Regions from separate parts of the Homo sapiens genome. Here regions 2, 3, 4, 5, 6 and 7 are each linked to region 1. Evidence: chromatin loops called from intact Hi-C (ENCODE). Cell type or tissue: endothelial cell of umbilical vein. All regions are shown on one strand. Links, peaks and the distances in the headings refer to the core of each region. The heading gives the core; the rest is flanking DNA.

Region 1 (4,497 bases), core at 272-4,271:
CCATTTTTCTACTGGATTGTCTTTCTTACTGATCTGTAGGAGGAGGTTTTCTTTTTTTTTGAGATGGAGTTTCACTCTTCTTGCTCAGGCTGGAGTGCAGTGGCATGGTCTCAGCTCACTGCAACCTCCACCTCCTGGGTTCAAGCGATTCTCCTGTCTCAGCCTCCCAGGTAGCTGGGATTACAGGTGCCTGCCACCATGCCTGGCTAATTTTTGTATTTTTAGTAGAGACAGAGTTTCACCATGTTGGCCAGGCTGTCTTGAACGCCTGACCTCAGGCGATCCCCGCCTGCCTCGGCCTCCAAAGTGCTGGGATTACAGGTGTGAGCCACCGCACCTGACCTTTTTTTTAAATTCAGGACACAAGCCCTTTAACAGGTATAAGTGTAGCAAATATCTTCCCCCAATACCAGTCTACCTTTCATTCTTTGATGTTTCAATTAACAAAAATGCCTGATTAATCTTTTCCTTTAGGGTTAGTTCTATTTAGATCCTGTTTACAAAATTATTTTGTACCTCAACTTCATAAACATGTTCTCTGTCATTTTCTAGAACATTTATTGTTTTACAATTAGGTCTACTATCTATCTGTAATTGGTTTTTGTGTAGGGTGTTACTTGTGGTTGAGGTTTTTAAAATATAGATATCCTATTGACCAGCCTCATTCATTAAAAAAACCACTGCTTGGCAACTGAAGGCTTAGCTTTAAGACTAAAAAGATGACCCAGAAAAAAGTTTCCAAAGACCCTACGTTTCCAGTCTTTGATTTACCTACATATCCCTGCCTAACTCTTTTAGGAACATGGAAGTGTAAGTCCAAAGATGAAAGGCTTTGTTCTCAATTTCATCACTTCATTGAGTCCCACAAAATTATCCTTTTTCCTGACTGGTAAGCTGTAGAACATGGAACATGAGGAAATGATTTTTAAATCATCTCAAAATTAAATGATTATAATGTCATTTTATGCCACAATGAACTGTTTATGTACTTCTCAAACCCCATTTTTAAAATTTCATTTTAAAAACATCCCTACTTCATTAGCTCCACACCAGCTATACGAATGAGCTGTCCATGGCAACAGCAGTAAGTGCACTGAAGACAGATTTCTGCAGCGCCAGCCTTCCTGGCCTCCAGTACCCTGCTGAGCAACAAGCAGAGGACCCAGCACCCGCACTCAAGCTTCCTAAACCACGAATTACTCCTCACCAGCACCCAAAAGCAGCTCCCAGAACAAGCTGGTGGAAAATGTAGTGGGGAAAACACTAACCTCTACCACAAATAAAGACTCTGCACATCTATTTTTTGGGGGTTTTTTGAGACAGAGTCTTATTCTGTCGTCTAGGCTGGAGTGCAGTGGTGCCATCTCAGCTCACTGCAACCTCTGCCTTTGGGGTTCAAGTGATTCTCATGCTTCAGCCTCCCTAGCAGCTGGGATTACAGGTGTGTGCCACCATGCCCAGCTAATTTTATAATTTTACTAGAGATGGGGTTTCATCGTGTTGGCCAGGCCAGTCTCGAACTACTGACCTCAAGTGATCTGCCTGCCTCAGCCTCCCAAAGTTCTGGGATTACAGGCATGAGTCACCACGCCAGACCTCTGCTGGTCTATTATTTAATGCAGTCCAATGTATTAACATTTTCCTTTACACTTAGTGCTTTTTATAATCCGTTTAAGAATTTTTCCAGGAAACACATAGAAATATTGTACATTATCTCTCTTCCCCATCCACTGGCTCACGAAGATCTTGGTTGTATCACAGTCATGGCATGAATCAGATTTTTGGACTTCTTCCCATCTGATTTTCACTTATAGGAATTTTTCAAATCGTTCTTAAATAAACCTAATAAGGATGTTTTCCCAAACGCAGGTTACCTTGGCATCAAATTTCTCAAGTGTCTGGCTCCGAGGTGGATCTGGAATTTTCAGCCTCTTTGTGATGTTAGCAGGGCTTTTTATTTCCATGAAATCTTGAGGTAACAGAGGGTAGGGAGGAGAGAGCAAACACTGACATCCCAGACTGGGAAAGGGGAGAGATGGTGGAAACTGAGACCAAAACACTAAAAACTGCTGGGTCCATTTTTCTTCCCACTGGGAATTCAGGCAACAGCATCAAGGGCTGGTACAAGGCATAGCCTCGGAGACAGACCTGCCTGTGGCCTGGCAGGATCTCCTGCTTAAGGGCCTTATTGCCCTGCTTCATTAACAGCCACGGCTTAGCAACAATCTGCCAGCAGGGGTCAGTCTCGGTCGCCACACAGAAGCCAGGAGGCTCTCTCCAGCTACAAAGCCACGCTCTGGAATGTTCCAGAAGTTGTTCGGTGCCACTGCACAACACTCAGCTTCTCTTCCTATCTTGTCACCTCGGCACCTGTTTCCTAGTTTTTCAAGATTGCATTTCATACTTAGAGAAATTAATTACCTTATATTCCTGTGGCAGAATTTCATACTGAGCTAAATAATTATACCAAGTTCCCCATATCATGTATAAAACCTCCCTTTCCCTTGATTTTCCTTACGGTAGCAGAAAGGTCGACCTTTTCCATATTTTAAAATTAAGGAAAGGACGCATTCTTACTTGCAGTGGAAAATGTACAAATATTACATAATGTGACAATTGTATTTTCTAATATTCCCATTGAGGGTTTAGTTATCTATGGGATAAATTTCTTTTTTCTCTCTAAATTACAAAACATCCTTTCATTAAGCATCTTGCCCCAAACAGCTCCTCTCAAAGTCCCTGGGAGGCTGGCAAGGGGCTCATGGCCTATACTGCCTAACCCCAAGCTCTCCTTGGACTTACTCGGAGGCTGTGTCCCAAACACCAAACAGTAGGGGCACCTGCACTGAGACCAGGAAAGCAAATCTGATGTCAAAAAGGTGTAGAATGAAGAATCTATTTCTACTTTAAATTTGAGGGTGGCTCTTTTTCAAGACACACTGCTGAATTAACAAACAGTTCTGGTCTAATAAATGATTATATTTCATGCTAGAAGGATATAACTATACTTAGTAGGTTACCTTTTCCTAAAAAATAAAATAAAATTCCCCCATGGATCTAAGTCCCATCAAATACAACATTCAGGAGGGCATAAGTTCTCATTTCCCAAAGTGGGGAAAGCTGTTGCAAAAAAAAAAAAAAAAAAAAAACCAAAAAACAACAACAGTTCTTCACAATGCCTGTCTTCCAACAAGTCTGTCTTACTGGTATTTTAAAGTGTGCTCATCTAAAAGTATATTCTCTGCTTCTTTCTCCCTAAAACATAAAAAATATTTCTAAAGCTAATGGCATCCATCTTCTTTCCACTTCTGGACTGATAAAACCTCAAAAGAAAAAAAGTAAGGGAACTTTGAGATGGGCAACAGAGCCCATCTGCCCGTTCCCTGGGATGGGGCTGGGTCACTCTGAAAGAAGGAATCCAGGTATCATCAGCAGATCTGAAAGGGGCCATAGAGGAAATGTGTTCAAGAGTGCATCTTAGCCCAAGGGTGCTGAGAGAGGGTCCAGGAAGACAAGGTATCCAAGGACTCTGGATACCCCACCTATCCGTCCTACCCCTTGCAGCTACAATGATCTATCTAAAATTTAAATCCCCAACATCTTCAGGGCTCACAAACAGCTGGCAGGTGTGACCCCAGCTCCTGCATTTTAGTCCTTAATTCTAATAGGCCAGGTAACCTCATTGCAGGCAAGACACTTGAGGACTAGGGCTGTGGTAGTCAACTTTGATTTCCCGGGGTAGTCAACGGACTCAAAAACAGCATTAAAATGAATATACATAGTGGGTAGATCAATGGGCTACAGGCAAGGCCTTTTTGGAAAATAGTAAACAGGTTCCAAGTGTTTCTATGTCCTGCCATGCCACCCACCAAGACAGGAGGGCACACAGGGACTTGGAACAGAAAAAGATAACACCTGTGCATTTCATTAGTACATATCTCTCAGCATCAGCCTTCTCCAGACTTCAACATGCATAGATGTTGGAAGAAACACCGCGACTGAGAAGAAAAAGGGGCCTCCTATGCCAGAAAGAGGCCATGCATCCTGAAGCCGCTACTGATTTGTAGCCCTGGCTTTCTGCTAGAGCAACTTCATTTTATAAAGAAAGTCCCACGTTATAATTGTGGAGCTACGATTCATATTTTGCTTTCAGGCTTTTAGCCAGAGCTGGGATTAAAATTCAGAAAGAGGCTAGGTGGGTGCCTTAGAACACAGACACCCTGCTGGGGATTGCTGGATGAGAAAGCAAAAGGTCAAGAAATGTAAATGGAGAAGGTACAATGCAAATTGAACTTTAGAGCAGCTTTCCCCTGCTCAGCATGCTCTCAGGGGCTGTAAGAGCTGGGCTGGAGACAAGAATCCCAAAACTGCAGTGCTCCAGGAAGGGATGCGGGCTGAGTGGGAATCACTTCCTGAGTACTCATTCTGACCCCATGTTGCACAAGCAGCACTCTATGAGAGGAATTACTTAGTCCCATTTTACGGTTAGGAAACCAA
Region 2 (4,497 bases), core at 205-4,204, 140 kb after region 1:
TTAGCACTGTGAGGCTCATGATGTCTTCACAAGGTCTTCAAACACTGCACTTGATAAGCCACATTGTAAAGTCTAATGAAGACGGGCTGTCTTCCATTCACACTCCCATCCTACCCCTTGATGGCATTAAACTGCCAGCCCCCATTAAAGGATGCTGCCTTCTCTCCCAGTTAAGCTGCTCCAAACCTCAAGACTCAAGCAGAAATAGGACCCATTTGCCCAAGAGTTCCTGCTGGCACCTGACAAGCCCAGGGTGACAGCAAGAGGCCCAAGAAGAGTGTGGCAGGAGAGAAAGAGCTCAGGCTGAGGGAAGCTAGAAGTCAGGGTCCATCCTGGCTCTGCTGCTCCTGGCTCAGGAGATTCACCTCCGTGCGCCCTACCTGCTCCATCCACAAACTGAGGAAGCCTGACCAGGGCAAGGCCTACTAATGAGGAAGACTGAGGGTCCTCAGGGAAACTCAGTTAACAACCAGGTGCCCAGGCCTCACTGCTGGAGGTTTGAGTGAGATGTTTCAGAAACTCCTCAGGTGGACTGGGTGCAGTGGCTCACACCTATAATCCCAACACTTTGGGAGGCCAAGATGGGTGGATGATTTGAGCTCAGGAGTTCGAGACCAGCGTGGGCAACATGGTGAAACCCAGTCTCTACTAAAATATAAAAAATGGGCAGGGCGTGGTGACGGGTGCCTGTAGTCCCAGCTACTCGGGAGGCTGTGGCCTGAGAATTGCTTGAACCCGGGAGGCAGAGGTTGCAGTGAGCTGAGAGAACACCACTGCACTCCAGCCTGGGTGACAGAGCAAGACTCTGTCTCCATAAAAAACAAAAATGAAAAAAACTCCTCAGATCAACTTCTGAGCTGGAGGAACTCAAGCTCCATCCCTGCTCCTTTAGCTACTCCATCCATAAACAAGCAAACACGCATCCTCACTTGGTGTTTCAGAGAAAGGAGAGCAGAAGAGGAAGTGGGAGGGATCTGCAATAGCTCAGCAGGGAGAGAGGCTGCTCTTGACTATGTTTATAGGAAACTTCAGTGGAGGTAATTTCATTAGAAGATGCCTCCAGGGCCAGGACCAGGGCCAGGGCCGGGGCCAGAGCTGGGGCCGGGGCTGCAGGGAAGCTCTGGGCCCTGGGGTTTCCTCCAGGGCACACACTACTGGGAACACATACACTGAGGTATACACGGCCTTCCAAAAGCATCCCAGCTATTGGAACACTTAATCTCTAGAGTTCTTGCTTTTAAAAAAAGGCAGTGAGGGTATATCCAAACTAGGAGGCAGGGATTATTAATTCTAGCTGCCACCTTCTGGTTTTCTGAACTACCTCCTTCCCCCCGGCTAACTGCACACATCAGAGTCTAGTTTTGGACACTTAACCTTCAGTAGCTCACACCTCACAAAGAGCCTGGCTTCACAAGCTGCCCTCTCACTTACTGAAAGGTCTTAGGTTGGTACAAAAGTAATTGCAGTTTTTCCCATTAAAAAAATAGCAAAAACCACAATTACTTTTGCTCCAACCAAATACACAATAGGCTGACTGCAAAGGTGGGGGTTTTGGGGCTTTATCAGTACTGATGGGTCCTGTGCTGACTTAGAAACAAAATCTGACCTGCTCAGTGCACTGGTGGTATCACTTATTCAATCAACAAACAGCAACTACAGACCTACTACATGCAAAATACCAAAGAAACTCACAAGAATAAGGCCCAGTCCCTGGCATCAAGACTCTTAAGATCTCAAGAAGTGACAAGGCCTAGGTTCTCCAACTGGCCAAATACAGGAACTTAGAAAAGCCCCATGACCTCCCTAAGCCGTAGTTTTCTCACATATTTAATGCAAATGAAAATCAGACCCCCTGAAAATAAAATATTATCAGGGAGGAAGATTAATCACCACAGGGAAGATTCTCCCTGAGGGTCTCTCCTGAAGCTTTGTCTGAGAAAACATCAAAAAGCGTATGTGGAGGAAGAGTGTGCTTGGGGGAAGTAAAGGTGGGGGAATGATCTGTAGTCATGGTAACAAGAAACTACCAGTTTAAGAATCAATGACAGCTCAGAACCAGTACACGGGCTTCTGACATCCCCATGCTTTTGTCAACAGCTGATCAACAAGGCACTCATCCAAGGACCCTGCTAATGACCTCTCACTCCCACCTCTCAAAGCCTGACCAGCCTCGAACTTCACGCTTCCCAAGATCCTAAACAAGATCGGCTCCCAGCTTTGCTGAGGAAAGCTGCCACTGAAGAGAGCTCTGCTTCTTACTTGCATGAGTAATAAATTTACCTTGTTGTTGCAAATTTTTGGCAATGTTCTCTTTCTTGAATATGAGTCACTAAAACATTCTCCCCTTCCTTTCAGGGCATGTTTCAGCCTAAGGATAAAAAAAGGGAACGGTCTTGAAAGTGCTTTGGAAATGCTGATTTGAAATGAAAAAAGAATTAGGATGCGGGGGGAAATTATTACTGGTTTTCCATGGGACGGGTCCTCAGGTTTACCCAGTGCCAATTTGGCCTTGCTTCAGACATAATTCTGCTATACTTAATTATTGGCTTTCAGTGAAGATTAAAAGCTGCAAATGATGTGCGGAAGAGGGACAGAGCTGGCAACCAGGGTTGAACTACTAATGTGTCCAACTCAGGAATCAATTCCATTTAGTGCTAAATTCTTAGTTTCAGAAGGAATTTAAGAGTAATACAATGGAGGGGAAGGGCATGTGTGTCACTGATGAGCATGGACTTTGCTGGAGCGCAGAGGGGAAGCGACAGCTACCCAGAGTGAAGCTTTCTCAGCCAACCTCTGGAGAGCAGAGACTAAACTTCTGCAATATTTCTGATGCAACCAACTTTATTCTGACCAATTTGGATCATGAGCCACAGGAAGAAATGAAACTCAAATTATTTGTCCTGCAGACAAATGAAAACATGAGGCCACCTTTCCTGAAGAAACGTGCTTGTTCCATTAAGAAAAGTATGAAAAGATCAGAATGACCCAAGAAAAGAAAAAAGCAACAAGATGAATTCATTTCCATGACTATTGTCCGGCACAGCTGCACTGAACTCATTTGCATCGCTATTAAATAGCCCTAATAAATATGAATATTGCGCAACATAAAGCACGTAAAAGGTCCATGTTTGAAATATCTAAAAGTATCAAAAACAATAAACCCAGTAGCCCAAGGAACTTCAAATACATTGTTATTCTTCCCATCAGAAGGACAGTAAATTAGTGGACAATTATGAGAAGAAAGTAAGCATTCTGAAAGCTAGTCATTAGTGGTACACAAACAAGAATAAATTTTCCAGTGTGAACAATAAGGGCTGGCTGTGATTTTATTACAAACTGGAGGCCCAAACCATGCTTTCAGAAAGCAGTTTCACCCCATGAAGCAAATTAACACTCCACTTTTCCTTGGGGCCTGTGATTTCCTTGGAAAGCCCTCTGCCAGTCAGTAAGTGGGACTTTTCCTCTCTGCATGGAAGGTAAAGGATTGGTTGGAGGAACTGAAGTAATCAGCAGTAATCAAGCTACAGTGCTGGGAGCCCTGGCCTAAAACAGCCGTCTTCAACTCTGCATCCTATCACTTGGCCATTTCCTAGTGCCCCAGAAAGTCTCCTGAAGGCCACCTTGCTCCTCATCTATGTGGACAAAGGCAAAGGAGGAATGGTAGAGAAGGGCAAATGAACCTTGTCCTGCAAGTTCTCTGCACCATGAATGAAAATCAAGCACTAATGGAGGAAGATCTGTAAGGGTTTCAATCTGGAACCTCTTTGTGGCTCAGTGCACCACAGGGCTGGCCCCCTAAGGACCTGCATCAGACCCATGCCCCAGATTTAGGCTTCAACCCTGAGAGAGAGAGACCACCCCTTAAGAATAGGGGAGGAACACAGCAGATGCCTCAGATGGCTTACCACGAACCCAAGCACAGGTTTTGACTACAGGGAGACCTCTGTCATGCCTCTGGTCCCAGGGCCATGACTCCAGATACTGGCTCTTCCGGAGCCATGGCCCTGGGAAAGGAGGCATGGCAGAGGTGTCCCTGTAGTCAGCTGGGGGCTGAGGCTGCAAAAGCTGATGATGCCGGATGGGCACCACACTCTGCCCCCTGTATTCGGTGTTGCCCCCCAGAGCCTAGAGGCTCCAGGGACTTGAAATGGGGAAAGGCGGGAGACTGTTCTCTCTCCGCATGGATCCGCTCAAAGCCTGAAGAGGAACCTTGATGGAAAAGGAGGATGAGGGCCAGTTCCCAGCAGAGCAGGGAAGAGCTCATCAGGGGCTGTGCAGACAAAGAAAACGGAACTTTCATCCAGAACCACCCAACAGATAAGTACATCTATAATTTTCTCTATCATATAAAGAGTGTGTAGCTCAGGAGTCCTTGAAGGGTGCAGAGAAAAGCAGTATTCTATCACACAGACCACAGAGATGCTGGTCACAAGCCTAAGCAGATGCTTACATCCATGAACCCAAATCTGCTAAGAATAAAGGTTTCACTTCAGTAAA
Region 3 (4,497 bases), core at 248-4,247, 110 kb after region 1:
GCTATCATAATATAAACCTAAGTGCCCAGTGAATACTGTTTTTCTATTACAAATTGATCTTTGGATACATTTCCCCAGAAAATGTTACATCATTTTTACCACTTAGTGCCTACCTAGCACGCGAGCTCTCTGAGCTTCACTTGCTGCAACACAAAATAAGCACAGAATTAGGAGATAACTAGGGGAATTATCATAGCACTGAAATCTGAGGTCATTTCCTCATTTTTGAATACTGGAAAATGAAGGATATTTGAAACTGTTCACCACAACTCAGGTGACACGGGCACTCCACTATAGAACATCTCACTATTGCTAAAAATTACATACCTGTGCTTAAATGTGCCAATGACATATGCTGGTTGAGACTGATCAAAACAAGTCTGGAAGAAGTCTGGTTAGAAGAACAGGTTTTTTTACATACAGATAACATGTTAGCAACTTGAATATTAAATTTGGCACATGAACTTTTAAAAGTATTAGGATTGGGATGTGATTTTCTTTTCTTTTTTTTTTTTTTTTTTGAGATGGGGTCTCATTTTTTCACCCAGCCTGGAGTGCAGTGACGTGAACATAGCGTACCGCAGCCTCGAATTCCTGGGCTCAAGCAATTCTCCTGCCTCATTCCCCTGAGTAGCTGGAACTACAGGCGTGTACTATCACACCCGGCTAATCTTTGTATTTTTTGTAGAGATGGGGTTTTGCCTTGTCGCCCAGGCTGGTCTCCAACTCCTGGGCTCAAATGATCCACCCGCCTCAACCTCCCAAAGTGCTGGGATTACAGGCGTGAGCCATCATGCCCATCTGGGATGTGCTTTTCTAAGGAAGAAACAGACACAACAAGACAACCTCAGAGAAGGTGGCTCCACATACTGATGTTTTATAAACCTGTGTCTGCGACCAACCTCTGGGGTAGGAGCTGGGACACCTGAAGTCTTCAGTCCCCGCTTTGCTAGCCTTACCGTTTCCTGCCTGTCAAATAATGGGGACGCAGTTCTGCTTCCACAGCAAAGGAGACACTAAGCTGCTGGTCTGCCCCATCAGCTGGCAGGTTGGCACAAAACCCAGCAACATTCAAAGGTGCAATTCAGCTGGTTCTCCAACTAGGAGGGCAAGACAAGGTTTTATCCCACTAAAACGTAATGAGCAGCAGAGGCCAGCTATAGAGTGATTTTAGTTCTTCTCCCTGTCTGCACTGCTGCAATTCGGAAAAAATAAAAACGCACAAAACACCAAAAAAGTAGTGTGAGAAATGGGGGTAAAGGATGAAAGGGGTGGACTTACAGGAGGTGGCACGCCTTCGCTTATCAACCCTGGATATTAAGTATGCCTTTTCCCCCCTCTATCAAATGCAAACCCTTTCACATACTTTGAGTTTTAAAACTAGTTAAAATCTGAAGGAGCTATTTTTAAAATATACATAATCATATAGTAATAGTAAGAACCACGACTTCAGCCATATGGATCATACACACACAGCCCACATACCATTCAACTCTGCTAGGCACTTCTAAGTCCACGGGCAATGACCTTCATAGATTTCATAGGCGGAATTCAATACCTTGCGTAATAATTGAAGTTACAAATGCCCAGTCCGTTAGACTTACTTAGAAAAAAACAACACAACTCTGTGGGCTTCCTATTTCAAAAGCTGTGTGGGCAAGGAGCAGAAAGCAAAGGTTAATTTTGCAAAAGAAATCAACTTTGCAAGAAAGGCTTGCATCCAGTGAGCGGGATGGAAAACTGCTTTCATGAATGATTCATCCTTCGAGACTGCGGATGGATTACTCAAGGCCTGCTGATGTGGCCCTTCCTGCACATGTACCATGTAACCCTGACAAACACCAGCTGGGAGGCCACATCCCTTCTCACTTGGAAGTACTAAAAAATAAAAATAAAAATAAAAGTAAAAAGATCAGAAAGCAGTAGAGAGTGATACTTACGCACTGAACGAAAAAGAGCAACAATGCCCCAAAATAATTACTTACTTAAAAGCACCCCCGATGGAGTCGGGTCTATAAACACAGTAACGATAAAGAGAAAAGCCTCCCAGTGTGCAACCATGGGTCTCTCTTTGCTGCTTAATAACAGCAAGGAAGAACTGGACATAGAACTTAGCTCTCAAATCAAGCGGAATCTCATTTATCTGGCACTTTTAGAGAGCAAGGTGTTCCACCAGAAGAATTTTCCAGAAAATAGAAATTTGCCCCACATTTACAAAACTTTAAAAATAATTCTAACCATTCATATTTCTGAGGGATTCTACTATATACTTTTTTACCTTCTTCAACGGAGGTAGAGAATCTAATTTGATCTTTCAGTGCGTATTCATCATGTGTTTTGTTTTGTTGTTGTTATCGTAGTTCCGTCATCCAGGCTGGAGTGCAATAACATGATCATGGCTCCGTGCAGCCTCAACTTCCCAGGCTCAATTGATCCTCCTGCCTCAGCCTCCTGAGTAGCTGGGACTACAGGTGTGTACCACCACCTCCAGCTAATTTTTGTATTTTTTTTTTTTTTTTTGAGACAGGGATTTGCCAGATGGCCCAGGCTGGACTTGAACTCCTGGGCTGAAGCAATCCACCCACCTCAATCTCCCAAAGTGTTAGGATTACAGGCGTAAGCCAGTGTGCTCAATCATTATCCCTTTTTTTTTTACTTAACAATACCTGAGTGTGTTCCTTAGTGGTTCAAATCCCAACTCCATTACTTCATAGCAGGGTAAACTTAATCAAGTTACTTTACCTCCCTCAGCCTCTACGTTCCCATCTGTAAAATGGGGATAACATGCACCATGTCAAGTGGTTGGCACACAGTTAGCATTTAACAAATGTTACTTCTCTCCTTCCCCCTTTTGCCTTTGCTTTCTCCAATGACGTACTGGGAAGGTCGGTAACCAAATGTGTAAGGAATATTACAGTAAGACAATTCTCAGAAGATTCTGAAAGGGGCAGGGCACGGTGGCTCACGCCTGTAATCCCAGCAGTTTAGGAGGCTGAGGTGGGCGGACCACCTGAGCTCAGGAGTTTGAGACCAACCTGGCCAACATGGTGAAACCCCACCTCTACTAAAAATACAAAAATTAGCTGGGCGTGGTGGTGCATGCCTGTAGTCTCAGCTACTTGGGAGGCTGAAGCAAGAGGATTGCTTGAGCCCAGGAAGTGGAGGTTGTAGTGAGCTGAGAGTGCACCACTACACTCCAGCCTGGGCGACAGAATAGAAACCCCGTCTCAAAAAAAAAAAGGAAAATAAAGAGATAAAAAAGAAGACAAACCTGAAAGGATCTTCAAGGCACCCTAGCAGTGTTGCATATTCTACTGGGGGGTCTTAAGACCCCTGTGTCCATTTTTGTTTAACTCCAGCGTCTAGGCTGTGTTCCAGGAAGCTGTAGACTTTTTGTACCTTACTTCAAGGTTTTAGATATAACTTTATTTCAATGGCCTAAATAGAAAGCAGATTAATTGACATAGCAACTACAAGATCCTGACAAAAGAAGGAATGCCTCACTGGCTGATTCTGCGAAATAGGCTTTCTTTCATGTTCCAATAATAACTCAACTTTTAAAAATTAAAATCAGTATACCCTCATCCACTAAGTGGTTTAGAGCTCTCACTTACACTGCCTAGTTTGGGAAACTGCTACTTACACAACATGACTTTGTGAAGGTCATACTCCTTATGTCAGGTTGCTTGCTCCAAACCAATTTGGTGGGTGGGAGATGACGGAGATTCTGATATACAAAAAGAGCCCATGAGGATATCAGGCTTCATTTTTCTACTCTGTAAAGATTGAGGTCTGCAGGAGTACAGCAGGTGACCCCAGCAGCACACTCAGCTAGTGATCATGGCTGTAGTAGTCCGTTCTCATGCTGCTAAAAAAGACATACCTAAGACTGGGTCATTTATAAAAGAAGAGGTTTAATTGACTCACAGTTCCGCAGGGCTGAGGAGGCCTCAGGAAACTTACAATCATGATGGAAGGAGAAGCAAACATGTCCTTCTTCACATGCTGGCAGCAAGGAGAAGTGCAGAGCAAAGGGTGGGAAAGGCCCCTTATAGAACCATCAAATCTCATGAGAACTCACTATCACGAGAACAGCATGGAGGTAACTACCCCCATGATTCAACTACCTCCCACCAGGTCCCTTCCACATGGGGATTATGGGAACTACAGTTCAAGATGAGATTTGGGTGGGGACACAGCCAAACCATCTCAATGGCTAACCTCTCCAGAGAGCTCACAGCGAGCCAGATGCTGTGTTCTATATGCATCTCACATCTTCAACAGCCCTCTGAGGTGGCACCATTATCATCACCCCAAGAGAGGGATGCACCAAGGCTCAACAAATTAGAAGAACTGAGCCATCTAGGTCTCCCAGGCTCCACGACCATCCCCTACACTAAGAAACCCCACACATCTCTTCACCCCAAATGCCAAGGTAGCTCCTACCTTCAGTAGAGGTAAAACATGCTGTTCTCCTGACCCCCACAGGCCCAAAAT
Region 4 (4,497 bases), core at 374-4,373, 280 kb after region 1:
GATCTAAGTAAATTTTTATGGGAAAATAACTGTATTTTTGTACAAAAATAGGAATGGCCCTAGAGAGGAAAGGAAGCAGTAAACGAATGTGTCAAATAACTATGTTGGCTAAGTATGGTTGATAGGTGTCAAGGAGAAAAAAACTTTTCCTCCACTCACTTAGGTCCTGTGAATTAAACTCACAAAAGACAGACAAGAAGCAAAGATACAAATGTGTATATACATATATAAATGTGTAAATTTGTATTTGTGTGTGTGTGTGTGTGTGTGTGTGTGTGTAGGAACACAGAAAAAAATGTGACTCAGCTGGATGTGGTGGTGCATGCCTGTAATCTCAGCTGCTCAGGAGGCTGAGGCAGGAGAATCGCTTGAACCCGGGAGGCGGTGGTTGCAGTGAGCCAAGATCGCACCATTACACTCCAGCCTGGGCAACAAGAGCAAAACTCCATCTCAAAAAAAAAAAAAAAAATGTGACTCAAAATGTTGGTTAGAATTTGGGGCTTATATACTGTCTTCATGGAGAAGAGGGAGAGAAAGACAACTTAGGGGAAAACCAATGACTTTTAGGAAAGATAAATGGTCTTTTAGAAGACCAGATGGAAGATATAGTAGTTTTGTGTCAATGTCTGTTTAGGTGATCTCTTGATCCCAGTGTTGACTTGTCTCCAGTGATAAAAGCCAATCTTCCCTGGTTATGAAACTGTCAGGGCTAGAATTTATATCAGTTGAGATCTTTTGGGAGTCTCCACTTTCAAAGGAATCCAGAAAACAAAAGTTTCTTCCTGCATCTGCTCATTCTCAAATGCCTTCAGCTCAAAATAATTGTTATGCCACCATGGCATAGCCTGTGTTTTGGAGACAATGGCAAAGCAAATATTAAAAAAAAAAAAAAAAAAAAAAAGAACCCGGCTGGGCGCGGCGGGTCACACCTATAATCCCAGCACTTTAGGAGGCCGAGGTGGGTGGATCACCTGAGGTCAGCAGTTCCAGACCAGCCTGGCCAACATGGTGAAACCCCGTCTCTACTAAAAATACAAAAATTAGACAGGCGTGGTCGTGGTGCCTGTAATCCCAGCTACTCGGGAGGCTGAGGCAGAGAATCACTTGAACCCGACAGGAGGGGGTTGGAGTGAGCCGAGATCGCACCATTGCACTCCAGCCTGGGCAACAGGAGCAAAATTCCATCTCAAAAAAAAAGGACCCTACCTTGCAGGCAGATATAAGAAAGATATAAGAAAAGTCACCCTGGTATCACAGGCCCACATTGCATTCTCTTCTGAAATGTTTGTTTTTTTAAGTTTAGAAGCAAACTGTGTATACTTGTGTTCAAGAGAAGTTAGCATACTAGAGGTTTTAACAGACTAATTGTGTTTCAAATTTAAAATGTATGAGTAATGATTATAGACTGAGATTTTAAGTTGAAATCATATGAATTTTATAAACATTTTTAAAACACTTAAGAGAATTTTAAGATATTCACCAGTTGTATAAGTTTAATTACTTAGGTTTATAAAAACTTACTTGTTTGTTTGTTTGTTTTGAGATGGAGTCTCCATCTGTTGCCCAGGCTGGAGTACAGTGGTGCAATCTCAGCTCACTGCAGCCTCTGCCTCCTAGGTTCAAGCAATTCTCCTACCTCAGCCTCCCAAGTAGCTGGGATTACAAGTGTGTGCCACCACACCCAGTTAATTTTTGTATTTTCGGTAGAGACAGTGTTTCGCCATGTTGGCCAGGCGGGTCACAAACTCCTGACCTCACATGATCTGTACACCCCAGCCTCCCAAAGTTTTGGGATTACAGGCGTAAGTCACAGCACCCAGCCTTACTTAAATGTTAAGTCTTTTTTATAAAACAGTTTTTTTTTTATAGAGACAGGGTCACACAATGTTGCCCAGTCTGGTCTTGAACTCCTGAGCTCAAGTGATCCTCCCGCCTTGGCCTCCCAAAGTGCTGAGATTACAGGCATGAGCCACTGCACCTGGCCAAGTGTTAAGTCTCAATGAGGAAATCTTTGTCAGGCAATTGATAGTTTATTATTGTTTTCCTTAAACACCCGTAAAGTGATCTGTATACAGAAGAGTCAGATTTGTAAGCAGCACTTAAAAACTTAAATATGTTTAAAAATCTGTAACTGTAGTAAATTAAATATGAAATTTAAAAATATGTCCTCCTAAATGATGTTATGGGCAAAAGGAAAGGATGACAATGTTGGCTAAGTATGGTTGATAGGTGTCAAGGAGAAAAAAACTTTTCCTCCACTCACTTAGGTCCTGTGAATTAAACTCACAAAAGACAGACAAGAAGCAAAGATACAAATGTGTATATACATATATAAATGTGTAAATTTGTATTTGTGTGTGTGTGTGTGTGTGTGTGTGTGTGTGTAGGAACACAGAAAAAAATGTGACTCAGCTGGATGTGGTGGTGCATGCCTGTAATCTCAGCTGCTCAGGAGGCTGAGGCAGGAGAATCGCTTGAACCCGGGAGGCGGTGGTTGCAGTGAGCCAAGATCGCACCATTACACTCCAGCCTGGGCAACAAGAGCAAAACTCCATCTCAAAAAAAAAAAAAAAAAATGTGACTCAAAATGTTGGTTAGAATTTGGGGCTTATATACTGTCTTCATGGAGAAGAGGGAGAGAAAGACAACTTAGGGGAAAACCAATGACTTTTAGGAAAGATAAATGGTCTTTAGAAGACCACAGGATGGCCATATTTGCTCAGCATACTGCTTCCCAAGTCAGTGGTAGTAGAACCTCCTATTCGCTGTTAAGCAGTTCCTGTCTTTCTGGGTTCTTTCTCTTTGCTTCCACAACACTCCACGCTTCTCCAGCACAGTCTGGAAATTATCTTTTTATGTTGTCTCACCAACTACAAGAGTTATAAAACGCTTTCTTGATACCTCTCCCACTTTGTGGTACAACACCTAGCATATTCCAGGTCCATTCACTCCACACCCGATAAATATTACTTGAGTGCCCCCTATATACCAGACAGTGGGGGCACAGCAGTTACTGAAATAAAGTACCTCCTCTATGGAGCTTCCATTCTAGTTTGCTGTGCTGAACAGAAGGAGAATCTGGTGCCAGACCTCCTTTTATTGACCAGATCATTCATATAATATTAACTTCTTCAGCTGATGTATTTGCATTTAATTTTTTTTTTTTTTTTTTTTTTTTTTTTTTTTGCCAGGTATGGTGGTTCATTCCTGTAATCCTAGCACTTTGGGAGGCCAAGGCAGGCAGATTACCTGAGGTAAGGAGTTTGAGACTAGCCTGGCCAACATGGTGAAACCCTGTCTCTACCAAAAATACAAAATTAGCCAGCCATGGTGGTGCGTACCTGTAATCCCAGCTACTTGGGAGGCTGAGGCAGGAGAATCGCTTGAACCATCAGCAGGGAAGTAGGGGAATACCGGAGAGGATAGGTGGCCTTCTTGTCCCCTCATCATTCCAGATTAACATAAAGGGATTTGGAAATAAATTCCCCTTTTGATGCCTGTGAAACAGGAGATTGTCAAAAGGGGTGTTAATTAGTCTCTTCTCTCTCTCTTGGTCTGTTGGGACTGCTATAACAGAATACTACAGACTGGGTGACTGATAAACAATGAGCATTTAGCTGGGCTGGGTGGCTCATGTCTGTAATCCCAACACTTTGGGAGGGCGAGGCAGGCAGATCACAAGGTCAAGAGTTTGAAACCAGCCTGGCCAACATGATGAAACCCTGTCTCTACTAAGAAAATAAAAATTAGCCGGGCATGGTGGTGCGTGCCTGTAATCCCAGCTATTTGGGAGGCTGAGGCAGGAGAATCGCTTGAACCCAGGAGGCAGAGGTTGCAGTGAGCCGAGATCAAGCCATTGCACTCTAGCCTGGGCAACAGAGTAAGACTCAGTCTCTGACCAAAAAAAAAAAAAAAAAAAAAAAGAGCATTTATTTCTCACAATTCTGGAGTCTGGGAAGTCCAAGATCAAGGTGCTGGCAGATTTGGCATCTGGTGAGGGCCACTTTCTGGCTTAGAGATGACACCTTCTTGCTGTGTCCTCACAGGTTGAGGACGAGACTCTCCCGAGTCTCTTTTGTAAGGGCACTAATCCCATTCAGGATGGCTTTGCCCTCATGACCTGATCACCTCCCAAAGGCCTCCCCACCTGATGCCCGAAGGTTGGGAGTTAGGATCTTAGCGTAGGAATTTGGGAGGAAATATAAACATTGTCTGTAGCACCTCTGTTTCCTTGCTTCCCCGCCTCTGCCTGGAGGCTGATACTCAGATTGCCTGGGGCTTTTGTTTGTTTGTTTTTTGTTTTTTTAATTTTTTTGTTTGTTTTGTTTTGCTTTGAGACGGAGTTTCTCTCTTGTTGCCCAGGCTGGAGTGCAGTGGTGTGATCTTGGCTCATTGCAACCTCCACTTCCCAGGTTCAAGTGATTCTCCTGCCTCAGCCTCCCGAGCAGCTGGGATTACAGGCATGTGCCACCATGCCCAGCTAATTTTTTATTTTTA
Region 5 (4,497 bases), core at 253-4,252, 58 kb before region 1:
TTGATACCCCTTCATTCCTTTTCTAAAACCAGGAATTGGGAAACTATGAAGGTTCAATTTTTTGGGGGGGGATACTGAATTTCCAACCATGCGTTAGTTAAGGATGGCTGGTAGGAAGCCGTAAAACAGGAGAACCTGCCAGAAGAAACACTCACACACTCACACGTAGTTCTAGACTGCTATTGGCCTCTTTGGCACTTAGTTTTAGTTGATCCACTGGATTCGGTTTTATAGCTGTGACTGGGTAAAAGACACTTACACCTTGGTCTTCACTCGTGAAAAGCACCATCACAAGTATAGCTGCATTGTCTGTTAGCACCTGCCCTTCCACGTCTCACTTTGCACTTCTCAGCATCTCTGCATTTGTTTGTGTGCTGGTGGTCACAGAGCATGCAAAAGTATCATATGCATGTATTCCTTCCTCCCTCTCTCCCTCCTTTTCTTTAAACAACAGAAGGCAACACTAATGCACTTTCCCTTGTGGCGTTAAATGTGTCCTAAGCAATGCCTCCCAGAACTCAACCTGAAGAATAATGACCAAAATAGTACTCATTGATACATTCCCCCCAACCCCCACGCCCCAGGACAGCATCAGAGACTTCCAATCCTACATCTTAACCCACTGGCATGGTTTGCTTAGCTGTTAAAAAATTTTGAAGTTTGCCTTTAGGATGGCAGAAACCTACTGTGCACATTTGAAATTCACCTTTCTGGGTTGTTTTTTAAAGCAAAACAAATACCTAATGAAAATATCTCTGCAAATATGCTAATATTTCTACATGTAGCAGACAGTTGTGTTAAAATAAAGGCAGAAATTCAGCACTGTTTGCCACAACAAATGTCTAGTCTTTAGAGCTTAATTCTCTGCTCTGCAGAGGGAGGTTATGACATGGTGGCTGGAATAAAGGGGAGAGGGAGGGATGTGGCATTTAAGTGCATTTCTGTGGATACTTCTAGTGAGAATGCTCTTTTTGAGACTAGAGAAATACTGTAACTGCTAATGTTCCAAATTATTGTTTCTCCTATTAGCCACTTTAAACTTAGAATAACTCAACATTTAAAAGAAAAAATGGCAGGGCGCGATGGCTCATGCCTGTAATCCCAGAATTTTGGGAGGCCCAGACAGGTGGATTACTTGAATCCAGGAGTTTGAGACCAGCCTGGCCAACATGGCAAAAACCCTGTCTCTACCAAAAATACAAAAACTAGGCTGGGCGTGATGGCTCACGCCTGTAATCCCAGCACTTTGGGAGGCCAAGGCAGGCGGATCACGAGGTCAGCAGATCGAGACCAGCCTGGCTAACATGGTGAAACCCCGTCTCCACTAAAAATACAAAAAAAAAAAAAAATTAGCCGGGCTTGGTGGTGGGTGCCTGTAGTCCCAGCTACTCGGGAGGCTGAGGCAGGAGAATGGCATGAACCCAGGAGGCGGAGGTTGCAGTGAGTCAAGACTGCGCCACTACACTCCAGCCTGGGTGGCAGAGTGAGACTCTGTCTCAAAAAAAAAAAAAAAAATACAAAAACTAGCTGGGCATGGTGGTGTGCACCTATGGTCCCAGCTACTTGGGAGGCTGAGGTGGGAAGATTGCTTGAGCCTGGGAGGCAGAGGTTCCAGTTAGCCAAGATCATGCCACTGCTGGATGACAGAGTGAGACTCTGTCTCAAAAAAAAAAAAGAAAAGAAAAAGAGGAAGACAAAAGAAAAAAGGAAATATAACCAAACCAAATGGTAGCCTTTGGGCTCTTGCAACCAACTTAAAGGTAGCCCCAGCCCCACCATGCTTCACCTGTACGCAGAGAGTTCGGAAACATATTTCTAGTTTACCTGTTTATCCATCTTTCCTAAAAGGATGCTGCTGGGGGCAGAGTGGTGGTGGTGGGGAATGAGGCCACATAAATGTGCAGAGTCCACCTTAACTTTCAATGAGGTTTCATTATTTCCTTTTATCTTGTGATACGACCATGGAGAGTCAAAGGAGAGTCTCCAGTTTAAAGATGAAGAGACGGAGGTTCAGGAAAGTAAATGATTGAATTTGAAGCCATGGATAGTTAAGTGGTAAAATCGGGACCTCAACCCATGCCTCTAACTCAATTAACGGGCCTGACCCTGTGCTAGACGCTGAACCAATGGCACATCCTAGTAACATATTGGGCAATAAGGCTTCTTCTGGTATGAGGATAAATAGTGATACATAGGATAGATACCTAAACTTTTTTTCTCCAAGTAGCTCAAATAGACAGAGAACAGAAGGCTATTTTCCCCTGAGGACAGGAAAAAGGGTAAAATGTAAAGCAGCAGCCTATCATGATATGAAAATAAGTGATAATGCTATCTTCTATCTTCATTATCTCTAGATTTCTATTCCTACTACTGCGAATGTGTCCAAGCTGGAGTAGAAAGACAGATACCTTTTAATTCCACTAGAGGGGAATAGAATGACATCAAGAGATACAAGTCAATAGAGTTTTAAAGTTTGTCACCAGCAGAGTAGAGAGGAACCCTGTTGTCATTGCACTTCTGATGAATTTGTGTTTTACAGTGTTCATATCCCTCTCCTTTAAGAAGTCTACTCCAAAGATGTTAAATCAGGCTGAAATTTTTACTCAGTTTCTATGCTACATGCAATTCAAACATTCTGTTCTGGAAAGTGATTTTTCTATCATTCTTTGTTAAGCACACAACATTTGACAGCCAAACCAATGTAATATCATAAAGAACTTAATTGGTATCCGTAAGAGGAAACGTTCTGTACAAACAGAAGTTTCCACAGCAAAGTAGTTCGTGATATAAAACACCATGGGAGACTTTCTTGTGATCTATAGAAAGATGAAGGGTTTGTTCATCAGAAAATTCGTGATCCAGCCCAATGCTGTCCAACAGAATCTTCTGCAATGAGGGAAGTATTTTATCCACACTCTTCAATATAGTAACCATTAGCTTTCTATGACTACTGAGCCTTTGAAATGTGGTGACTCCTAATGAATTCTTTAAATTTCTTTTAATTCATTTATAATTTTTTTCTAATGATGCAATTATTTGCAAATAATTCTTTTTATTTATTTATTTATTTATTTATTTATTTATTTATTTGAGATGGAGTCTCACTCTGTCACCTAGGCACAATCTTGGCTCACTGCAACCTCCGCCTCCTGGGTTCAAGAGATTCTCCTCCCTCAGTCTCCAGAGTAGCTGGGATTACAGGCACCTGCCACCACACCTGGCTAATTTTTTGTATTTTTAGTAGAGAGGGGGTTTCACCACGTTGGCCACGCTGGTCTCAAACTCTTGACCTCAAGTGATCCACCCACCTTGGCCTCCCAAAGTGCTGGGATTACAAGTGTGAGCCACCACGCCTGGCCAAATAATTCATTTAAATTTAAATCACCACAGGTGACTAGTGGCTACTGTGTTGGAGAGTGCAAATTTAGAACCCTCTGCCCAGTGGCACCTGATTTGTTCAAGTCTATGATCTTTTTCTCCCTACTCCTTCCCCAAAGTACTACAATAGTAGAAACAGACTGAGAGAGAGTTTCAGAGTCTGGAGATAACTGGCCAAGATGAAACTGTCCATGTGGCTGGCAATGTCTCTTGAACTGGCCCTTTCATGCTAACCCCACTTTACCAGACTAAGCCAGGCCTTACAGCCCCATATCTAGCCTCTCGGTGGCTTCCTTCCCCATGCCACACTCTACCCCAGTCAGATTAACTCTTCAGGATTCACTGACTGGCATGCATCACTCCTTTGCTCAAAAACCTCTAGTCACTCCCCAGTGCCTACTTAGTCCGGCTACCATTTGACCCAATGTAATTGTTCAGTCTCTTTTCCCACCACAGGACTCTCTGTCAACTTGATGACACCCTACAAGTTTTCCTCAGTGTCTTTGGGTACAGCCCCCTACTCCCTGCCCTGGTCAGGAAAGTCCCTCTCTCCCCTCTCTTCACCTCTTCTCAGCATAGGTTTTAAACATTTCCTTGCCTCAGGGCCTTTGCACTTGCTGTCCATCAGCCTGGAGCCAGGCACCCCAGCTCTTCAGGAGGATGCCTCACTTGTCATTCAGGGCTCAACTCAACTGTGCCTGCCTCCTACTCCTCCAGGTTTTCCTTGACTCTCTCGGTTAAAGGGGCCCTCCAGAGCTTTTGTTCTGTTATCTTATTTCTTATTTAGCTTTATCTTTCTTATTCCATTTTTGTTTAAATTCAACTTTTTCTTTAAAATGTAAATTCTACACGTAGCAGGGACCTGATCTGCCTTGCTCATGGTTGAGCTTCCAGCACCCAAAAGAGGGCCACTGCATCAAGCAGGTTCTTTGTGAACATCTGTCAAACGAATGAATCCTGCATTCCCTCCCAAGGCACGGCACACTCTTGGAGATCAGAGACCACGTTGCATATCTCCTGGGAGCTCAATACATGTTTGCTGAAGATAATGACAATGGTGACATTTAACCCAAGCTGCAGCTTTCCACCCATTCCTTCGTGGGTGACACACCATTACAT
Region 6 (4,497 bases), core at 253-4,252, 110 kb before region 1:
AGCGCTGGGCCACAAGCAAGCTGACCTGTCGGGGCAAGCCTGGTGTGGGAGAGGCCCCTCTGCTTCCTCGTTATTCTAGCTGCGTTTTTCCAGAGCTCAGGGCTTGTCCTGCTGAGAAAGTACCCTCCGAACAGCTTGGTTACTCAGTTCAGGAGCATCTCAAGTGGCCGATGGGCTGGACCAGATAGAAAAAGGGAAAAAACCCTCACCCCACCAGCTCAGCCGCACCACGGAGCTCTCAAGTTTCCTCTGGCTCACATTTTCCCGGTCACGTTACTGGGAAGAACACGCTGTTCTCAGGGTTTGTTTGCGTCTCTACTTTGGGCCTCTTCTGACGATGCTGCGAGGGAGAACTTGGGTCTAAGAAGCTGCCAGTTCCCTCACGTCGCCACAAGTCAGTTCTGCACCGGGAGCCAGAACTCCTCGGCAAATGTTGATTGGGAAACTGGTGGAGTGACAGATTGCCTCCAGAACAGGATTTACCGAGCGCCCTTCCCACGTGATGTTCCGGGGGCGGTCAAGCTGTCTAGCAATAAGGCAAGGGGTTTAGGGGCTCTGACTTGGAACCTCTAAAACCATGCAGGCACACAAACCCTGGCAAGGGTGGGACACGTTACAGGTACTGCTGGGTCAGCTGGCGTGGGACCCCGCGGAGGAACCAGAACTGGCATCGCTAGGGGCTATTATGTGGGCAGAGAAGGCCGTTTCAGGAGAAGGGGCCCAGGCAGGCTCCGGTGGCCGCAGGAGAGGGGGTTGGGAAGTGTAGCTCCCAAGTGTCACTCCTGACGCATACAGATTTTAACTTTGGGTAACAGGCACATCCTAAAACACTCTGGGCCTCTGGGCTGGGCATTCTCCATTCTCTCTAAGCCATGCACCCCTTTAATACAACACTGCAGTTTTGATGACATTCTAGGGTAGGCCCTGGGTAGAGAACCTCTGCTATATGCTTCAAGAGCCTGGTTCTGCAGGGACCGAGGGATCGTCCTCTCTCCACGCACTTTCAGAACCTGTGTGCAAAGGGACAGCAGCCTTCCTCTGGGTCATTCCTACTTCGGCTGGGGATGGGAAGAGCTCTGTGCTGTGGTCTGAATGTTTGTGCCTCCTGCCCCCAATTTGTGTTTGAAATCCTAACCCCCAAGGCGATGACATTAAGAGGAGGGGCCTTTGGGAGGTGATTAGGCCAGGAGGGCAGAGCCTCCATGGAGAGGATCAGTGCCCTTATAAGAGAAGCCCAAGGGAGCTGGTTTGCCCTTCCACCGTGTGAGGATGTGGGGCTGTCGGCAAATGGGCCCTCTCTAGCCACTGAGTCTTCCTGTGCCCTGAACTTGGAGTCTCCAGCCTCCATAACTGTGAGAAGTAAACTTCTGTTGTTTATGAGCCACCCAGTTAAAAAGATATATTAATAGATCAGACTAAGGCAGTTTTGGAGCTGGGAGAAGTCCCGGCAACAGAGAGCAAGTGCTTGCTGGGATCTGCCTTTGGATAGGAGGCGTTGGGTGGTTGGTCCATGATGGTGGTGGCATATCTTGCCACTGGTGTGGGCACGACTTCCCATTGGTGGGCGTGCACTGCAGTCAGGCCCTCCATGGCATAAGGAGGTAACTGATTTCTCAAGCATGAACAATGAAGAGTCGACAGGACAGGTGAGAGTTGGTTGTGGGTGGCAGCCCAGGCACTGCCACTCATCAGACTGATTCACTGGAATCATTTGGCCAGAAGCAACAACAAAATCATATTCTTCTCCCATTAACAAGTTAGAACTGAGATATTCTCTACCACAGCTTGAGTGGCACTTGGTTACTGTATCTTTTAGGCTCCCAACATGGAAAACAGGCCTCTAATCTGTTTCCTACCATTTACTTGAACACCTCTATCTAAATGTCAGTGACGCTCCGTCTTCTGGCCCACATTCCCCTAGCAGATGCTGGTATGACTTAGGAGCTGGCATTGGTTCTGATGGGTTGGTTCTATATGCTAAATATTTAACTGCATGCAACCTATCACATTTAGTATTTATATAACCCAAAAGAACCACTCCACACCAACAAGGTTAGTCTCTTTTAGTTATTTTGAACCCCTACTGCCCAGCACAGCACCATGCGTGAACTGAGTAACTGCTGAACACGTGTATCTCTGTGCCCACCTTGCTCTGTGCTTCTGGGTCCACACTGCCCCATCGCTGGGGACACTCCTCCATCCATCTCAGTGCTGTCAGCCCTTAGCCTTGCACAAGACCCATTTCCTCTGCCCTTCCACTCTCCTGCCAGCCTAGCCCAGCCCAAAGGTGTTCCATGTCTACAGACTGACAGCACCTTGAGGGCAAGGGCCACACCCCCTCGCATCCCCAGGGATCACTCCCCCAGGGCAACACAGGACAGACAAGATAAAATCTGCGCTCATTGGATTCCTGCTGAATGACCGGAATGCTAACACAGACAGGAAAGCTTGGAAACTTCTCAGCTCTTGGTTGCAGTACATAAAGCGTCCATTTGGAGGGACTCTTGGACAAGGAAAAACCACCCAGGCCTTTTCACGGGCGAAGAAAGCCAGGCCAAAAGGAGTGGCACACTTTTTTGAAAATGTTAAATGCTTTGAAGAAAGAATCTCTGTACCCACAAAGACAAAAGAGCACAGGATGTATCTCCACTTACAGGAAAAATGGGTCAGAAAGGGACTTTTGCTCTTGGTTAAATAGTGATCACGTGGAACTTCTCTAGATTTCAGGAAATAAAATGCACAGGTGTCATCAACCACGATGAACAATTTTTGACTGGGTAATTATAGACTGAGATTCTGTGTACAAACTGGGTCTGGGTGCTGTCTAGTTCACTGCATTTGTTCTATTTATGCTGTATCAAGTCTGCTGACACCGTCTGTGTTTATGAATGTTGCAGAATTTCTGATGTGATCTCTTTCATGTTTAGAAATAATGACCCCTAAATTTTGTGATATTTGTTTCCTTATTACCAGAGACAAAGGCAAGAATAATGAGATACACTAAAAATACACCTGATCAGACATCGCCTCACAGCTTCATATGGCCCTGTACACAAACCTGGACTGAGGGACATTAACCATTTTCTTATTTGGAACCTATTTAGTGAATATTCTATTTTGCTGGTGAGGCTGGCTGCTTGGTGATAAGAGTGAATTTCTGTCCCATTCACGTACCAGAAAACACAGGTTGGCAACTCATCAACCAAAATTCTACTGGAACAAAACTTACATAAGAGAATTCGGAGGACTGTGGTATAAGATGAGAAACAACAATGTTTAGTCCTTGGAAAAAGATCATAAATATTTCATTACTTTCCCTTTTACAATTAGTGGGACATAAAATTTTACATTAAAGTTCTATAATTCTGATGTTTCAAAAGAAAATGAAACCTAGTTGTGAGAGAAATATTTCCCAGGTTATGAGAGACTGAAACGATTCTGCATAAACAACGTAGGAAGATATTTAAGAAAATTTTTTTCTTATTATAGGAGTAACGGGTGCACCCATCATACAAGAAATTTAAAGACATAAAAATATAAAGAAGAAAACTAAAACAACTATACTTCTGCATGGGAGAACCAACATTGGCACATTAGCATGTTTATGGCCAGTATCTTCCACATCTATCTACATTGAAATATTTATTTTTATAGAATTCACATCACACTAGGAATAAAGTTTTAGAACCTGCCTTTATAACAAAGTATGCTTTGAAAACATTTTAAATGTCTAACATCTCATTTTATGGCTAATCAGAATTTATTTAATCAATTCCCTGTTTGGGGGCATCTACAAAGTTTATCATTTTTCACCTTTACAAATAACATAGCAACTGATCATCTTCATGCATAAATATTCATTGAAATTTCTGATACTTTTTTTCTTGTTCTATTTATGCTGTGCAAGTCTGATCATACCCTGTGTGTTTAAGAACGCCACAGATTTTCTGATGCAAAGAAGAATAAGAATACATTCTTGGAAGTAGCTTAAAGGATGGAAATTATTCAAGATTCTTGGCATACATTGCCAAATTACTCCTCTAAAAGTTTACCACAATCCTACCAAAACCATATCAAGAAGTGGTGAGAAAAGTAAAGAATAACACTGTAATTTTGACTTTCTTATTTTTGAGGTTAAATTTTTTTTCCATGGTTATTTGCCCATTTGTATTTATTTCTGCCTGACTTAACTCCTTATTCAAGTTTTCTAGAAGGTAGTAACAAGTTTTCTTACTGTGTTAGAAGAGTTGTTGAGATATAAATGATAAAAGCCTTTTGTCATAGTTGCTGCAAACTGTGTTACATGTCACCATTCTTCTAGAAACAGAGAAGCTTAACTTATTATGTAGTTAAATCTGTCAAACATTTCCTTTTATTTTTTCCATTTCTTTTAGGCTTACAAAAACCTTGCCCTTTCTGAGATTAGCTTAATATTCACCTAAGTTTTAATTATTTTGTTTCTTTCTTATATTTAACTCTTAAGACCATTTGAAATTT
Region 7 (4,497 bases), core at 226-4,225, 100 kb after region 1:
TTTTGTTTTGTTTTGTTTTTAAGAAACACAGCACCCCTCATATTTACTCCTACACTAAACAAATAATCACTCAGGCTACAGAGCAGCAAAAAAGAATGGCAGGAATGTGTTCCAAGCAAGCCTTTGCAAAATGATAGCAGGGCACCTTTCTCTTTAGCAGATTTGTGGATCACAACTAAATGACAGCTCTGGCTGGGGGTAGAGGAGGGTGCCCCAGTGTTCTCGAGATGGTGAACGACTGGAATGTGGACAGAAAGAGGAAGGAAACTGTGGCCATGGAGCCTCGTTTGCATTTCGAGGGAATAAGGCATCTGTAGGGGAAGGGGAACTAAGTGGAGCCCGGCAGAGACTTTAAATGCCATTCTCAGAGTCCATGGCCTTCTTGGCTCTGACTAGAAAGTCTACAGTTGAAAGTGGTGGCCCAGAAGGGAACTGGGCTGAGCTACTTCCCTTCAACATTTCTGCTGGGAAGACAGCATTCAAAGCAGAACCTTCAGGGGAAATAGAGAGGATTGCAAAATAGAGAGGAATGATGGGTAATTTCTGGAGGTGAGAGGAAGTGGTGAATGGGAATCTGGGTTTCTCCTGCATGCCAGCCACAACTTCTGTTTCTCTTCAGTTTCATTCATGTTAGCTCTCGCCCCTCCCACTTTCCCACCCTCCACCCTCCTTCAGAAGTCCTTTACCTGTGCGCTCTTGCCCTAATGCTGCCATAGTTAGCTGGTTTCAGACCACACCTTCCATTTAGAGACCTCAGACAACCCTGGGCATTTACTCCAGGTCAGCTTCCTATTGAAAAGCATACAAATATGTTGGGAACAAGAGGCAAAAACAGAAGGGTGCCCATGTTTCTCAGCCAGATAGGATCTGTCAGTTATAATAGGGTTGGACCTTAGGAAAAACATGAATTATGACTTGCCAGGAAAAAAAATGCATGTGCAGGAACAAGTCAGTCAGCTGACTACAAACTGCTGCACCAAGATAGCAAATGTGTGCCTCCCACAGCCAGCGACCCAGTCAGCCCACACAAATGAGGACAGAGTCCTCAGTGACAGAGACACCCTGTGATGTTGCTGCAAGAGTGTGCATCTTGATTCAGACAAGTTCATTTCAAAAAATATTTTTCACCTGTATATCTTTTTAAATAGGTAAATACACAGCACAGACCCAGATAAAGGAAAAAGTCATTCTGTAGTTTTCATTTCTTTAAGCCAAAATGTCGAATGGAAAATATGTGCTTTTTGACAAATGTAGCTTTATCATTTCAGAGACATCGTATCTTCACTTTGTATTTTAGTTGCATAGAAGAAATAAAGAAGCATCAAAATGATACCCCACTGCTCCTGGAAACAGCTAATGAGGAGTTCCTAAACTAAGAGTCATTTCTGTCAAACACGAGGAAAGTGGAACTATCAGCAAGGAAAGATAACTTGTTAGTCATATAAATGCTCCTGGGAGCCATGAAAAGTTTTCTGTTGTTTTTTTTTTTAATTTTTTGTTTTTGTTTTTTAAGTACAACCAAGGCCAGACGCAGTGGCTCATACCTGTAATCCTAGCACTTTGGAAGGCCAAGGCGTGGGGATCGCTTGAGCCCAGAAGTTCAAGACAAGCCTGAGCAACATAGTGAGACCCCATCTCCACAAAAAATTAAAAAATTAGCTAGGCATACTAGCATGCACCTGTGGTCCCAGCTACTCAGGAGGTTGAAGCAGGAGGATCGCTTGAGCCCAGGAGTTTGAGGCTGTGGTGAGCCAAGATGGTGCCACTGCACTCCAGCCTGGGTGACACAGTGAGACTGTCAAAAACAAACAAAAATGTACAAACAAAATTTCATTCTAATTTTTAAAAGCACTAGAGCAGGTACTATTGGTGATAGGGCTGTTTTTCTGCAAAAAAAAATGTGTTTGCCCAGCTAAACAAGCATTTTGTTCACAATGAAAACTAAGCTATTATTTAGTCAAAAGCCATCATTTACAGATGAGGAAACTGAGGCAGTTTACCTTAAATCAGCCAGTTATAGCACATTATGTATAGTAACTGCTGAGGTTAGCTACACGACATCTGGCTACATAGCATGAAATGAGAGTACAGCTGACATCACTCCGTTCATACACTTTGGAATTCCTGAGATTTAACCACTCATGGTATTGGAATGTACCATGCCATGGCCTAAATGAGAGCCTGTAAGCCACGATACAAACCAAAAGATCTTTGCACACCACCTCCTGCGCATGAGGCAACATGCACAGTCATCCCTCTCTAAGATGCTCAGAGGAAGAGGAAAATAATGTGTTGAACAACAGCCATCTCTGTCGTGTGTGTTTGCAGGGCAACGAAGCCATCAGCAAACATCTTTTCATAGTAGGTTCAGTTTGAATATGAGCATCATTTTGCTTTCATTTTCAAATTTTCTTGCTACAAGGAAAAGTGAATCATTCCATAGTTTCAAATGCCAGTCACAAATTTAAACTGAGGGCATGAGTAATTTAAGTCTTTTTTTTTTTTAAATGAAGGAAGAGGTCACAAGTCAAACATCCACGTGGACTTCCCTTCTTTGACCCCAGCGTGAAGGAATTCGCAGGTTAAAGGCTTTTACTGCTAATCTTAGCACCACTGTTATTCCCACTTCTCTTTAGAAATAAAGTCAATTTTATTAAAAGCTGAAGTTTCAAGTTTTTGTGCATTACACCAAAAATTTAATAAAGAAAAGAACGATGTTTAGATTTTATGTGGAATACTTATCAATTCTTAACAGCACAGACTCCATCTTTGATTATTTTTAAATGTTCAGTGTGGCCAAATTATGTTAAATGGTATTTTGCCAAGAAGTTTCTTCCATTTTGAGGTAAGGAGAAGAAAACGTGGAGGAAGAGAAAGTCACTTGTTGCTCAGTGGGAACCACTTTGCAGAATAATTCTGACCCCCATCTCAGCTCCACAAGCAAGTTCCCAGAAAGGGCTTCCCAAGGCCCGTGGCTTGTGAGCAGTGCAGGTGGCCTCAAACGCAGGGCTCCCTGGGTCTGGCTTCAAACTCTTCCAGCTGGGACACCTGGGACCAAGCTCTACTTCCCCCAGCTCAGTTCCCATTAGATGCTTCCTCCACCCACACACAAATTCTTTCCACACGTGCAGTTCATGTTCCAAAATTTCATTCACCGACTACAGAAAAAAGGTACAGGCGTCTAGAGTGAGGAGATCCAGACCCATCCTCGTGCTTCGACATATTTCAGTGACTTCTTAAAATTCTCAGTATTGGGCTCTGCACACAGCAGCTATGTAACAAAACAGCTGCTGGTGCACTTGGATGTAAAATGCTTCTCTGTTTCTTCTCAATATAATGGAACTAAGAATGATTTCCTATGTCAGAGAACTATATAGCCCTACAGAAGAACAGCTTTTGACTTATTGCTGAGATTACATTAGGCTATACAAACTGAGTTATCCATGTGAAGAAACTCCTTTAAAAAAAAAAGTCAAATCTTACACAATAAGAAAGAAAGTACATGCAAATAAACAACTCCAAAAAGCATTTAAAATGTTACTGGCCTCAATAAATTTCCTTGCTTGGGTGGAAAGAGGTTGTGGAATGGGGATGGTTGTCTCTTCGAATTAAAGCTACCTTTGTTCATAATACCAACTTTTCTCTCTATGCAGATCTACTGTTAGAATTAAAACATATCAGGCCAGGCACAGTGGCTCCCCTCTGTAATCTCAACACTTTTGAGGGGCCAAGGTGGGAGGACTGCTCAAGCTCAGGAGTGTGAGACCAGCTTGGACAACACAGCAAGACTTCATCTCTACTTAAAAAAAAAAAAAAATTAACTAGCCAGGCATGGTGGCACATGCCTTTAGTCCCAGCTACTCAGGAGACTGAGGTGGGAGGATCTCTTGAGCCCAGGAGTTTGAGGCTGCTGTGAACCATGATCACACCACTGCACTCCAGTCTGGGCAAGAGAGTAAGACCTATCTCAAAAATTAAAAAAAATTAAAAAATAATTATAACATATCAGTTGACAAATTCCTTCCAGATATACCATTATGATAAGTCAAATTTAAGAATTACCCGATGCTATCAGTTTCTTAGGGAAGTCTTGAAACAAAATTCCCTTTCCCACAAAACAAATCTCGTTTACAAAACAGCTCATAGGACTAAAGTTCTGGATAGACATAAAAGATAAATTAAAGGATTAGTCCTTCCTATTCTGCAAATGTTAAGTTGTGGTTATTAAGGCTATGGGGGTTGGCCTAGTCAAAGAGTTTCCTAGTCATTCATTTATTTACTTAAGTTATTGCTTATGTCACTGGTAAAGAAACAAACTATGTTTCTACCAAGAAACAAAAACCACCAATCCCTTTGTATTTAATTAAAAAAACCAAAACACAAAATTGTAAAACTCTACAAAATAACAAAGGAGAAAGATCTAGATGACCTTGGGTTTGGCAATAACGTTTTAGATACAATACCAAAGGCCAAAGGAGCAATCCATGAAAAAATAAT

The links. Peaks named below come from ENCODE experiments on the same cell type or tissue, not always from the same donor. Only the 100,000 strongest peaks of a DNase experiment are listed, where the experiment ranks them.
Region 2: a loop joins it to region 1, with 8 times the contacts of the local background. A loop is called at or near these places in 17 of 110 quality-filtered maps.
Region 3: it touches region 1 in a loop (6-fold over the local background); 11 of 110 quality-filtered maps call a loop at or near these places.
Region 4: a loop joins it to region 1, with 10 times the contacts of the local background. A loop is called at or near these places in 27 of 110 quality-filtered maps.
Region 5: a loop joins it to region 1, with 7 times the contacts of the local background. A loop is called at or near these places in 8 of 110 quality-filtered maps.
Region 6: a loop joins it to region 1, with 14 times the contacts of the local background. A loop is called at or near these places in 26 of 110 quality-filtered maps.
Region 7: a loop joins it to region 1, with 6 times the contacts of the local background. A loop is called at or near these places in 9 of 110 quality-filtered maps.

The regions. Positions count from the first base shown.
Region 1 is chr17:66,565,133-66,569,629 of GRCh38, reverse strand. The region is part of intron 3 of PRKCA (protein kinase C alpha); the gene reads right to left. Among named protein-coding and RNA genes, the nearest start is that of PRKCA-AS1, 150 kb to the right of the region's middle. In endothelial cell of umbilical vein, for the core only: a CTCF peak has its summit at 2,234 (motif pointing right); DNase peaks (open chromatin) are centred at 1,769 and 2,219; H3K27ac peaks cover 1,801 bases.
Region 2 is chr17:66,429,878-66,434,374 of GRCh38, reverse strand. All of the region lies in intron 2 of PRKCA (protein kinase C alpha), which reads right to left. Among named protein-coding and RNA genes, the nearest start is that of PRKCA-AS1, 15 kb to the right of the region's middle. RefSeq lists a silencer at 444-641. In endothelial cell of umbilical vein, for the core only: no CTCF peak of the experiment used is centred there; a DNase peak (open chromatin) is centred at 2,314; H3K27ac peaks cover 268 bases.
Region 3 is chr17:66,457,230-66,461,726 of GRCh38, reverse strand. All of the region lies in intron 2 of PRKCA (protein kinase C alpha), which reads right to left. Among named protein-coding and RNA genes, the nearest start is that of PRKCA-AS1, 43 kb to the right of the region's middle. In endothelial cell of umbilical vein, for the core only: no CTCF peak of the experiment used is centred there; a DNase peak (open chromatin) is centred at 1,766; H3K27ac peaks cover 2,280 bases.
Region 4 is chr17:66,288,775-66,293,271 of GRCh38, reverse strand. No RefSeq gene overlaps it. Among named protein-coding and RNA genes, the nearest start is that of PRKCA, 12 kb to the left of the region's middle. In endothelial cell of umbilical vein, for the core only: no CTCF peak of the experiment used is centred there; no DNase peak of the experiment used is centred there.
Region 5 is chr17:66,623,381-66,627,877 of GRCh38, reverse strand. All of the region lies in intron 3 of PRKCA (protein kinase C alpha), which reads right to left. Among named protein-coding and RNA genes, the nearest start is that of MIR634, 160 kb to the left of the region's middle. In endothelial cell of umbilical vein, for the core only: a CTCF peak has its summit at 2,418; a DNase peak (open chromatin) is centred at 2,507.
Region 6 is chr17:66,671,999-66,676,495 of GRCh38, reverse strand. All of the region lies in intron 5 of PRKCA (protein kinase C alpha), which reads right to left. Among named protein-coding and RNA genes, the nearest start is that of MIR634, 110 kb to the left of the region's middle. RefSeq lists an enhancer at 1-301. In endothelial cell of umbilical vein, for the core only: a CTCF peak has its summit at 2,470; a DNase peak (open chromatin) is centred at 2,495.
Region 7 is chr17:66,464,883-66,469,379 of GRCh38, reverse strand. All of the region lies in intron 2 of PRKCA (protein kinase C alpha), which reads right to left. Among named protein-coding and RNA genes, the nearest start is that of PRKCA-AS1, 50 kb to the right of the region's middle. RefSeq lists a silencer at 2,075-2,369. In endothelial cell of umbilical vein, for the core only: no CTCF peak of the experiment used is centred there; DNase peaks (open chromatin) are centred at 909 and 2,229; H3K4me3 peaks cover 245 bases; H3K27ac peaks cover 3,952 bases.